Regions from separate parts of the Homo sapiens genome. Here region 1 is linked to region 2. A link is an interaction called in ENCODE POLR2A ChIA-PET data of the cell type or tissue named here. Cell type or tissue: Caco-2. All regions are shown on one strand.

Evidence for each region. Peaks named below come from ENCODE experiments on the same cell type or tissue, not always from the same donor. Only the 100,000 strongest peaks of a DNase experiment are listed, where the experiment ranks them.
Region 1: POLR2A ChIA-PET joins it to region 2 with 7 read pairs; 2 of 35 experiments call an interaction of 5 or more read pairs at or near these places.

The regions. Positions count from the first base shown.
Region 1 is chr11:76,130,012-76,135,011 of GRCh38, forward strand. All of the region lies in intron 14 of UVRAG (UV radiation resistance associated), which reads left to right. Among named protein-coding and RNA genes, the nearest start is that of WNT11, 74 kb to the right of the region's middle. In Caco-2, no CTCF peak of the experiment used is centred here; no DNase peak of the experiment used is centred here.
Region 2 is chr11:76,038,618-76,043,617 of GRCh38, forward strand. All of the region lies in intron 12 of UVRAG (UV radiation resistance associated), which reads left to right. Among named protein-coding and RNA genes, the nearest start is that of WNT11, 170 kb to the right of the region's middle. In Caco-2, no CTCF peak of the experiment used is centred here; a DNase peak (open chromatin) is centred at 2,794.

The DNA of each region.
Region 1 (5,000 bases), 91 kb after region 2:
CAGACTTTGTTTTCCTCCTCAGTTTTATCTTCTACCATAGAACTCTTCACTCATTGACCTTTTGGGTCCTCAAACATTGTTATCTTTCTTGATAAAAGGTCTTAGCAAATGCTGTTCCTGCTACCTGGAAGATACTCTTCCCCACCAACCCATTCTTTACCTGGTGAAGAACTCTACTAGCCCTTCTAATCTTGTCCTTTTCTGTCTGGGTCAGATCTCTGCTACAAGCTCTTTGAGCCCGTGTCCTCTCCTGCATAGCTTGGGTCAGAGGTGGTTGTTTGACATTGATGTATGTGATGTATGTGTACTTGTCTGTCCTCTCTCACTAGACAATAAATTCCATTAAAACATGAACCATGGCTTTTTTCCAATTATTATAGCCCCAGAGTCTAGCGCAGCTAGATACTCAATACATATTTGAATAAGGGGGTAAATCAATTAATTTGTTTTATACTCTGCCTCCTTTAGGAGTATAGGGGACTACAAAAGATAAGGTTACCAAGATGTCATCTCTAGAGTCCCAGTCTCTTACTAAACAGTAATTAAATTGCGGCAAATTGCAACTCAAACACTTCTGCCCAAGGCCTCCAGCATCTCTGAAAATGGTGGCAGAGCTATCCATTTTTCTTTTAAAGTAACAAACAACTAAACCCTCACAGTTTGGTTCAGTGAGAGTTTATTAGAGAGCTGATGGTAGGTCAGTGTTAGTAGTATCTTTCAAAGACTTCATCTCACAGATTCTGTCACTGGCCCTGGGAGTCTAATGCATCCTTTAGCTCCCTTCCAAGTCTAGTTTTTAAACTCTGAAAGCATTCTCTGACCAGGGTTTTAATTTCCCTATCGAGTTCCTTCTGGGGGCTGGGTTCTGTGAGATTGTTGTTCCTCTGGTTTCCCTGGCAAAGGCAGAGGTTTTGGGTTTTTTTGTTTTTTTTTTTCATTTTTTCCCTGGTTTTCAGCATAAACAGTTTATTATTCCCAAGTATCAAGTGTTGTCCAGATACTCCGAGGGGTCCCCAGGTATCATTCCTGGCATCTCTTTCCTGTTCTTTCCATGTTCTCGTGTAGGATGTTACTTAAGCCCTATATAAATGACATCAAGATGGGCTATGTCTGTTTCTACAGACCATTTTACAGTCCTCATAATGTTGGTTGCCTGACTGTGATTTTACTACATTAATTTGTATGATGATTTCTTAAAGTGAAAGCTGATGAGTGAAGTGGTTGACTTGACCCCTCCCAGGACCTCTCTTTATCTCCGTGGAGGATCACTGTGTATTCCCTGATCCCATGGAGCTCAGCCTGGAGCCTGAGCTGGCCTCCAGATGGGCTCTCGGCAATAGGCACCCCCTCATCCTCTGTCCACTGGCCCAAGCTGGGCCATGGAGGCCTGATGGCCAAGACCTCACATCACAAAGCCTGGTGAACTGGATTTCTTCAGCTTGCTTATTTTGTCTTTTGCCTGTGGAACTTTCTCTTTCACCAATTCATCTTTCCATCACTACTTGGTTTAAATAAAATCCAAAGGCTGCCTTGTTCAGTTATACCTTTTTATACTCTGTTTTTATTTAGACAGACTTTGGTAGGAAACCTTCCAAGCAAAGCCCCGGGGGAAAAGTGACCATTGGCACAGATTTCAGCCTGTGCTTTTGGCCCAATATTGTTTCTATTTTTATTTTGTTTCATGTTTTTGTTAACATCCAGGGCAAAGATTAAGTACTTACACTTATCTGGTAATGGTGAGAGGCCTTTGGATTGCTTGCCTGTGGCCTGGAGAATGCATGCTTAAAACTATTAACCCCCAGCTACCTCCTGGGAGATAAGATCTAGCTGTTAAATTTGGCTTTCCCTAAAGGAGGTTCTGAGCTCCTACTTGATCTGAGAGAGGGAAAGAAGAAGGATAAATCCCAACCTTTGCTGAATTTTGAAAAAAGGATAGTAGCTTAATTTATGAAGGTTGTTTTTTTGAAAAAACTAACTTTATGTCATAATTTCTTAGCTGCCAAAAGACGTAATTCTACCTCAGCTTTGCCTTGGCAACCCGCTTTTGGCACTCTGTGCAAGCCTGTCGTTGCTCTGCATTATTTAAGCAGTAATCTTTAAGAAGGTGAGAAACTATTATTGCTTTTTAACACAGTTGACATGATATTGGCGCAGACTAGTACCTAGAGCTTCAAACATTTCTGGTGGCCGTAAACCAACTTAAACACCTCCATGTAGAGGTCTCACTGCCATGAGGTCATAGATTGCTACAAGGAGGGAGAAAGAAGAAGATCAAATGTTGTTTAAAAGTCTTTTTTTTTCTTTTTAAATATTCTTATTCCACTGAGTTGTAGCTGTAGATTTTGGCCGGGAGCCAGACAATCAAGATTTAGTATTTTGACCAGCTGTGATCTAGTAATGTCCCTCAGAGGAAACATTTTGTAGGGAGGGAAAGACACATATTTGAGACTGTGAATTGTACTCTGTCCTCATACTTTACAGTGTGGGACCTGGTTGTAGACAGATAAAACAAGTACAAGTGAATCTGAAAGAGAATTAGGAAAAAAAAAAGTGTTTCAAATTGTTAAAGCCTCACCCCAGCTTCAAGAACTCTCTTGATGTGGTAAATCTTTACATGCTTTCTTTATTTCATTTTTCCTGTAAGTTTCCACATTTACATCAGTTCGTGGCAGAATTTATTTCTGCTCATAGCTGATGCTTAGAATGCCTAACAGTATAAGTCTTAGAAAGTCAAAAGAGCAACACAAACTTAATGTAGGCAGGAAGAGAAGAGAAGGAAAATATACCAATCCACTTAACCTAAAAATTTTTCTCATTCTCACCCCATCCTCAAGTAGAAGTAGAGATCAAATGTAGATGTTTTGGTGACAACAAAAAACTTAAGATCCTAGGGACTGGGAGAGAGAAGGAAATTAACAATTAGGTAGACCGGCTTGGTTAAATCACATCTTTCTACCTAGTGGCTTCATGACCTTTGGTCAAGTTACCTAACCTCTGTGCTTCAGTTTCTTCATCTGTAAAATGAGGATGATGTTTGTAATACTTCACAGAGATGTCATAAGGATTAAATGAGACCATGTATAAAGCTGTTAACAGAGTGCTTAATCCATAGCGCTTTATAAATTTTAGTTGCCGTTTTATTATTATTAATAATTTATTGGGTACTTATTCATTGTACTAGGAATTTTACTTGTATATCTCATTTAATCCTTACTGCAGTAACTATTGGTAGCTATAACCATTTCACAGAAGAGGACACCTAGGTTGGGAGCAGTGAGGTGCATCATCAGTGTCTCGTGTTTCCTAACGATGGAGCTACATGTGGAGCTCTGGAATATTACCTATGGGAGATGTGGAAATGGGAATCACATTTTGGACTGGTGCTTTCTTAACTTGTTTTCTCTTTCCCAATCTCTTTTCTGTAAAAGGAGGCTACAGCTTCAGGCAGTAAAACCAAGAGGAAGAGGAGGGAAATGATGGGGGCAAGGATGGTGGAGTAGAGGAAACTGGGCTCTACCAGTTCCTGGGTTGGCTTCATGGCAAGGTATTTGCATGGCAAGGTATTTATATAATGGTTATAAAAGTGCTGAATATGGTCTTCTTCATTTTAGTCAGAGAAATAGAGAATTTCTCCCTCTTAAAAAATTCTCTCTTCCTGAAGCTAAATTCATGCAGAACAAGGATGCATCAGGGGTTTGGGGACAATTGGAATGTACCTCAAAGGATTCTGGGAAGTTCTTCTAGTCCCTAAGCAGTAGGTAGATCATGAAAACAGAGGAATTTTGAGCATTTTGACTTTATTCAAAGCTTTCCCCACCTCATGTCCCCAAGAAAAAAAGAAAAAAACCTAAGATTGTGTTTCACATTGAACAGATTAAATCTGTTGATTGATTTGGGTCTTTTTCTCCAAATCTCTTTTATACTTTTTTTTTTCTTTTTTTCTTTTCTTTTTTTTTTTTTGAGACGGAGTCTCACTCTGTTGCCCAGGCTGGAGTGCAGTACTGCAATCTCGGTTCACGCAACCTCCACCTCCTGGGTTCAAGAGATTCTCCTGCTCTCCTGCCTCAGCCTCCCGTGCAGCTGGGATTACAGGTGCCCACCACTACACCGGGCTAATTTTTGTATTTTTAGTAGAGATGGGGTTTTGCCATGTTGGCCAGGCTGATCTCGAACTCCTGACCTCAGGTGATCCACCCACCTTGGCCTCCCAAAGTGCTGGGATTACAGGCATGAGCCACCACACCTGGCCTTTTTTTTTTTTTTTTTTGGTGGGCGGGGGAGTCTTACTTTCATCCAAGCTGGAATGCAGTAGCATGATCATAGCTCACTGCAAGCTCAACCTCCTGGGCTCCAGTGATCCTCCCACCTCAGCCTCCCTAAGTGCTGGGACTACAGACATAAGCCACCACGCCTGGCACTGTACTTCTTTATTTCCTTCTTGCAGCTAGCTCCCTGATGTACAGAAGTGGAGGTGTGGGAAGGTAGGTGGTAGGAGTTTCGTTTGTTCCTGCTTGAAACAGTATGCTGTATAAGAGAAACAGTAAAGGGAAGGAGATTTAGATTCCAGTCCTTCTTCTACCTATTACCCTGTGTTCCTGTGCAAGACATGAATATGTCTGAGTCTCAGTTGCGCCTTCTGTAAAATGAGAATAATACTTGGAATTTGAAGCCTACTGAAACGAATCATAATGACAACCACCACAATTACAACTACTACTGACGCTAGTGTCTATGCCAGGCATCCTGCCAACGATTTTAAGCACATTATTTTATTTATTACTTACTGTAGTCGATCTATTTTATAAATAGTCATTAAATATGCCCACAGTCATATAACTCAGGGGTGCCCAACCCCCGGGCCACAGACTTTTACCCGTCTGTGGCCTGTTAAGAACCGGGCCGCACAGCAGGAGGCGATGGAGGGTGAGCGAGCATTACCCCCTGAGCTCCGCCTCCCATCAGATCAGCCATGGTATTAGACTCTCATAGGAGCACGAATC
Region 2 (5,000 bases):
ATTTTCCTCCCATGATTAAGGTTCCCAACCATTTGACTTTGAGTTAATTTAAAGCAAAATTATCTGTGTAGGCTTGGCCTAATCAAGTGAACCCTTGAGAGCCAAGAAGCAGTAGCAGATGCTCTTCTGCTAGCCCACAAGAAAGCAAACAGAACTCCTCATGGAGGGAGCCATGTGGCTAGGACCTGAGGGTGGCTCCTAAGAACTGGGAGTGAAATATGGCTGACAGCTAGCAAGGAACTAGCTCAGCCCTACCACCACAAGGAACTCAATTCTGCCAACAACCTGAATGAGCTTGGAAGATGACCCTGAGCTACACATGAGAAGCCTGGCCAACACCTTGATTTTAGATTTCTTAGATCCTGAGCAGAGAACTCATTTATACTGTGCCTAGAGTTCTGACCTACAGAAACCATGAGATAGTAAATGAGTGTTTTAAGCTGCTAAGCTTGTTTTATTTTTTAAAGCAGTCATAGAAAACTAATATATTGTGTGACTTTGGACAAGTTACTTGATCACCCTATGTGCCTTACTGTCATTGTTAAATGGAGAGATAACAGCACCCACTTCATAGGGTATCTAGGTGGATTAAATGAGTGAATACATGGAAAATATATGTGGTACTTGGTAAAGCATCAAATGTTGGCCAATAATAGTAGTAGTGGTTGTTATAAGAACTCATTGTAAAGTAGAAAATGAAAGGAATTTCCTTAAAATGCCAAAAGATGATTATCACAAACCTATAGCAAGCATTAGACTTAATAGTGAAACTTTGTAAGGACTCCACTAAAATCAGAAGGCACATAAGGATGCCAGTTGTCTTTACAATAAAATATTGTATTTGTGGCCCTGGCCAATAGAATTATATGAGAAAAAGAAATGAAGTTTACATATTTGAAAAAAGGGAAAAAAAGCTTACAAACTGAAAATGAATACAATACAAGCACCTAGCAATATGGTTAATAAAAAGGGTGAGGCCAGGCGCAGTGGCTCACACCTGTAATCCCAGCACTTTGGGAGGCTGAGTCAGGTGGATCACCTAAGGTTGGGAGTTTGAGACCAGCCTGGCCAGCATGGCGAAACCCTGTCTCTACTAAAAACACAAAAATTAGCCGGATGTGGGGGTGGGCACCTGTAGTCCCAGCTACTTGGGAGGCTGAGGCAGGAGGATCGCTTGAACCCAGGAGGCGGAGGTTGCAGTGAGCCAAGATTGTGCCACTGCACTCCAGCCTGGGCAATGAGAGCAAAACTCTGCCTCAAAATTTTAAAAAATAAATAAAAAGGGTGAAAGACCTTTATCAAAGAAAAATATAAAACATTATAAAAATGATAGTGAAAAACACAAAAGTTCTGAATAAATGGATGCACACACATATATACATACCTTGTTTAGCTATGCCTTATGCTTCTCTGATTTGGCATAATACTATTTGTATATATATTTTTAAGTTGTTTTTGAATTTGAAATAATTCATTGCAGTATATTGTAAATCTTTTTTTCCCTGGGCATTATCAAGTGTTCTCTGCCTATAGCCAAGTAGAAGAACTTTGACCCATAAAGACTAACTAAAGTATGCAAATAACAGCACTAGATCTGCAGCAAAGAAGTAGAAGAAGCGGCCGGGCATGGTGGATCACGAGGTCAGGAGATCGAGACCATCCTGGCTAACACAGTGAAACCCCGTCTCTACTAAAAATACAAAAAATTAGCCGGGCATGGTGGCGGGCGCCTGTAGTCCCAGCTACTTGGGAGGCTAAGCCAGGAGAATGGTGTGAACCTGGGAGGTGGAGCTTGCAGTGAGCCGAGATCACACCACTGCACTCAGCCTGGGCGACAGTGTGATACTCCATCTCAAAAAAAAAAAAAAAGGAAAGAAAGAAATAGAAGATGCACAACACACTGGATTTTTGGTTTTTTGTTTGTTTGTTTGTTTTGTTTTGTTTTTTGGTTGGGGCGGGGACGGAGTTTTGCTCTGTTGCCAGGCTGGAGTGCAGTGGCGCGGTCTCGACTCACTGCAACCTCTGCCTCCTGGGATCAAGCAATTCTCGTGCCTCAGCCTCCCGAGTAGCTGGGATTACAGGCACGCGCAACCACACCCGGCTTAATTTTTGTATTTTTAGTAGAGACGAGGTTTCACCATGTTGGCCAGGATGGTCTCGATCTTCTGACTTTGTGATCCGCCTGCCTTGGCCTCCCAAGGTGCTGGGATTACAGGTGTGAGCCACCGGGCCTGGCCAACACACTGGATTTTAAAATGCAAGTGTTAAGTGGAAATAGAAAACACGGTAACAATCAGCAGACAAGGAGGGTTTGGTTGAAGTTACTTGACAATAAGAAGAATATCATGCACATTACTGCAACCCTAGAAAGACTGATTAACAATTATATGAAAGTATATCAGAAATGAGTTTGTGAGTGAAAATTTTAGCACATAAATAGCAAAAAAAGAAAAAAAATTCCAATGCAAGAACCCTTAGGGAAAATGGTTAAAAGACAAACCACTCAATTAAAAAATTATCAAAGGGTATTGTATCAATCATGTTTCAGTCAGAAAAGCAGAATTAGTGTGAATATTATGGTCTGATGGATTTATTGGGACAAGATCGTACGCAATTGTGGAAGAAGCTACAGAAATAAGAGTGCAAAAGCAGGGCTTGGAGATCAGAGAAAAGTCACTACCCCAGCCCTTCTGAAGCTCTGGTGCAGGTAGACAACTCAGGCAAAGAAGTAGGAAGTGAGGTATATCCAGCTGCTGCGTGGAACCCCAGAGGAGAGCAGGTGGAGACATCTATGGAAGGCTGTTGCCACTGCATCTGATAGTGGGAAGGGAGTTGGTATTGGTCAGCAGGGCCAGCAGCTGGGAAGAAGAGCTAGATGCAGAATGGAAGCACAGACACCAAATGGAATCTGCAAGCAGCCTTGCATCTGTGGATTACTGTGTCTAACACCATGCCCTGCCACCATGCCAGTGTAGTGGCTGCTGCCATGGCCAGTTATTATCTTTGGAAGACAATGAAGTGAATTCTATCTTCCAAATCTTACCCAAATTTATCTTTTGTTCATCTGTAACCTGGATCCATATAGGCAGTCGTCTTCTGGTAAATACTTCCAGCTTAGCCAGGTTGACACAGTTAAAAAATTACAGTGGATATAAACAGGCCTTATATTATATTCTAGTAATACAAAGATTAATAGCAATAATAGTAATCACTCAGAAAATTATAGTTGCTCTTGCGATCTTTCAGGTACTGTTCTACACGTGAATTGTCACAAAAGCAGTATGAGATTAATGATATTATTATCTACATTATATTCACAAATTGTGTCACAGAGAGTTCAAGAAAAAATACTTCCAAGACTACATGTTGTTCTCTAGGGTTAGCAGTACCAACAATTTGTCAGAATCTAGTAAAACGGTTTCGAGTACATACTGTTTAGAAGTTTGTCCCCTAGAGAAACTTGCTCAAAGGAGGGCATATAAAGATGTTTAGTACATCATTACTTGTACTGGTGAAAAAATTAGAAACAACCTAAATCCCCTTTAGTAAGGGAGTGGAGAAATAAAATATTGAACATCCATAAGATGGAATACTAATCAGGAGTTCAAAGGAATATTTTAGATACACACACAGACAAAAATAGCTTTCAGAAAACACTATGGAGTGAAAAAAAGTAAGTTGCAGAATGGTACGTATGGTTCATTGTTTTTCATAGAAACACTTGTATTTTAAAAGTATAAAAAGCAGTAAACACAGATATTAACCAAATTATAAAAGGAGTGGCTTGTGGAGAGAAGATATGACAGGTGCTGTTGGTTACCTAACCATGGTCATTCCTGTTTCTCAAGAGGTCCCTATTGTTAGTAATTAACTCTCTTCTTGGGTATGTGGAAAGTGGGTTCCAGTCTCAGTGCCAGGGAGTGAACTACAATTGGCTTTTTACTAATCATGTGATCCCACTGCACTCAACAGTGATGGATTTAGGAGTTGATTCACAATTCTGGCCAGTTCTATGGGGTACTGCTGGGAATAGTTTTATGCACTAAGACAGACACGTGGCTGTGATGCTGGTAATATTCAATTTCTTGGTCTGGGTGCTGGTTTCATAAAAGTATTAATTCTGTGAACATTAAGGGAGTTTGCCCTTACCTATCTGTATGTTATACATTAATAAAAAGTTTATATATTAAAAAAGACACACAGGAGAAAAGTCTGCCATTTTCTACTAGATGTCTCTACAGATGAGAGCTGATTGTGTACCAACCATCCTGTGATCATGAATGGGCCTTGCCCAATTTTCTAAGGATGGCAGAGTGGAAAGATGGGAAGACCTGGGTCCCAATTAATGTAATAAAGTTTCTGAGTTAGCCATTTCTTTTTCTTCTTTGAATCAGTGATTTGGTTTTTCTGTCACTTGAGGTTAAAATGATCCTAACTAATGGAGGAAGGGGGAGTCCCTGAATTGGTAAACAAAGAAGGCTCACTTGATCTGTAATGTTTTATTTATTTTAACTAAAAAATAATATCTGTTGTCAACTCTGCGTAGTGAGTATGTAGGTCATTATTCTCTAATTTTAAAATGAAGTGGGTAGTATTATTTAAACTGTTCTTTAATTTTTTTTAAAAAAAGGAAGAAAAAGTATCAGATGAGTTGTTGCTCATCAGGAACAAAAATGAGGGAGTGATTATTTTAAGTTGAGGGGCAACTGGGAAATAATATTTCTCAGCAAATGAATCAAAAGCCAATTTGTTTATATTCATTTAATAAATACTTAGTGGGCTTTTACTGTGTATAAGCTACTGTGACATTCTGTTTGGACCTATATTTGAAATCACTAGGTTTTTGTAAAGAACATCTTGATATATTGGTATGTGTCTTCAATAGGAAGTTATATGTTCTAGAGGACACCCATATGTCTGGGTTAAAGTCTGTATTTTAAATTAGAGTGTCTCTAGTAGTATATTCAAATTTGGCAAAAAACTTATGTAAGTATTTTTGT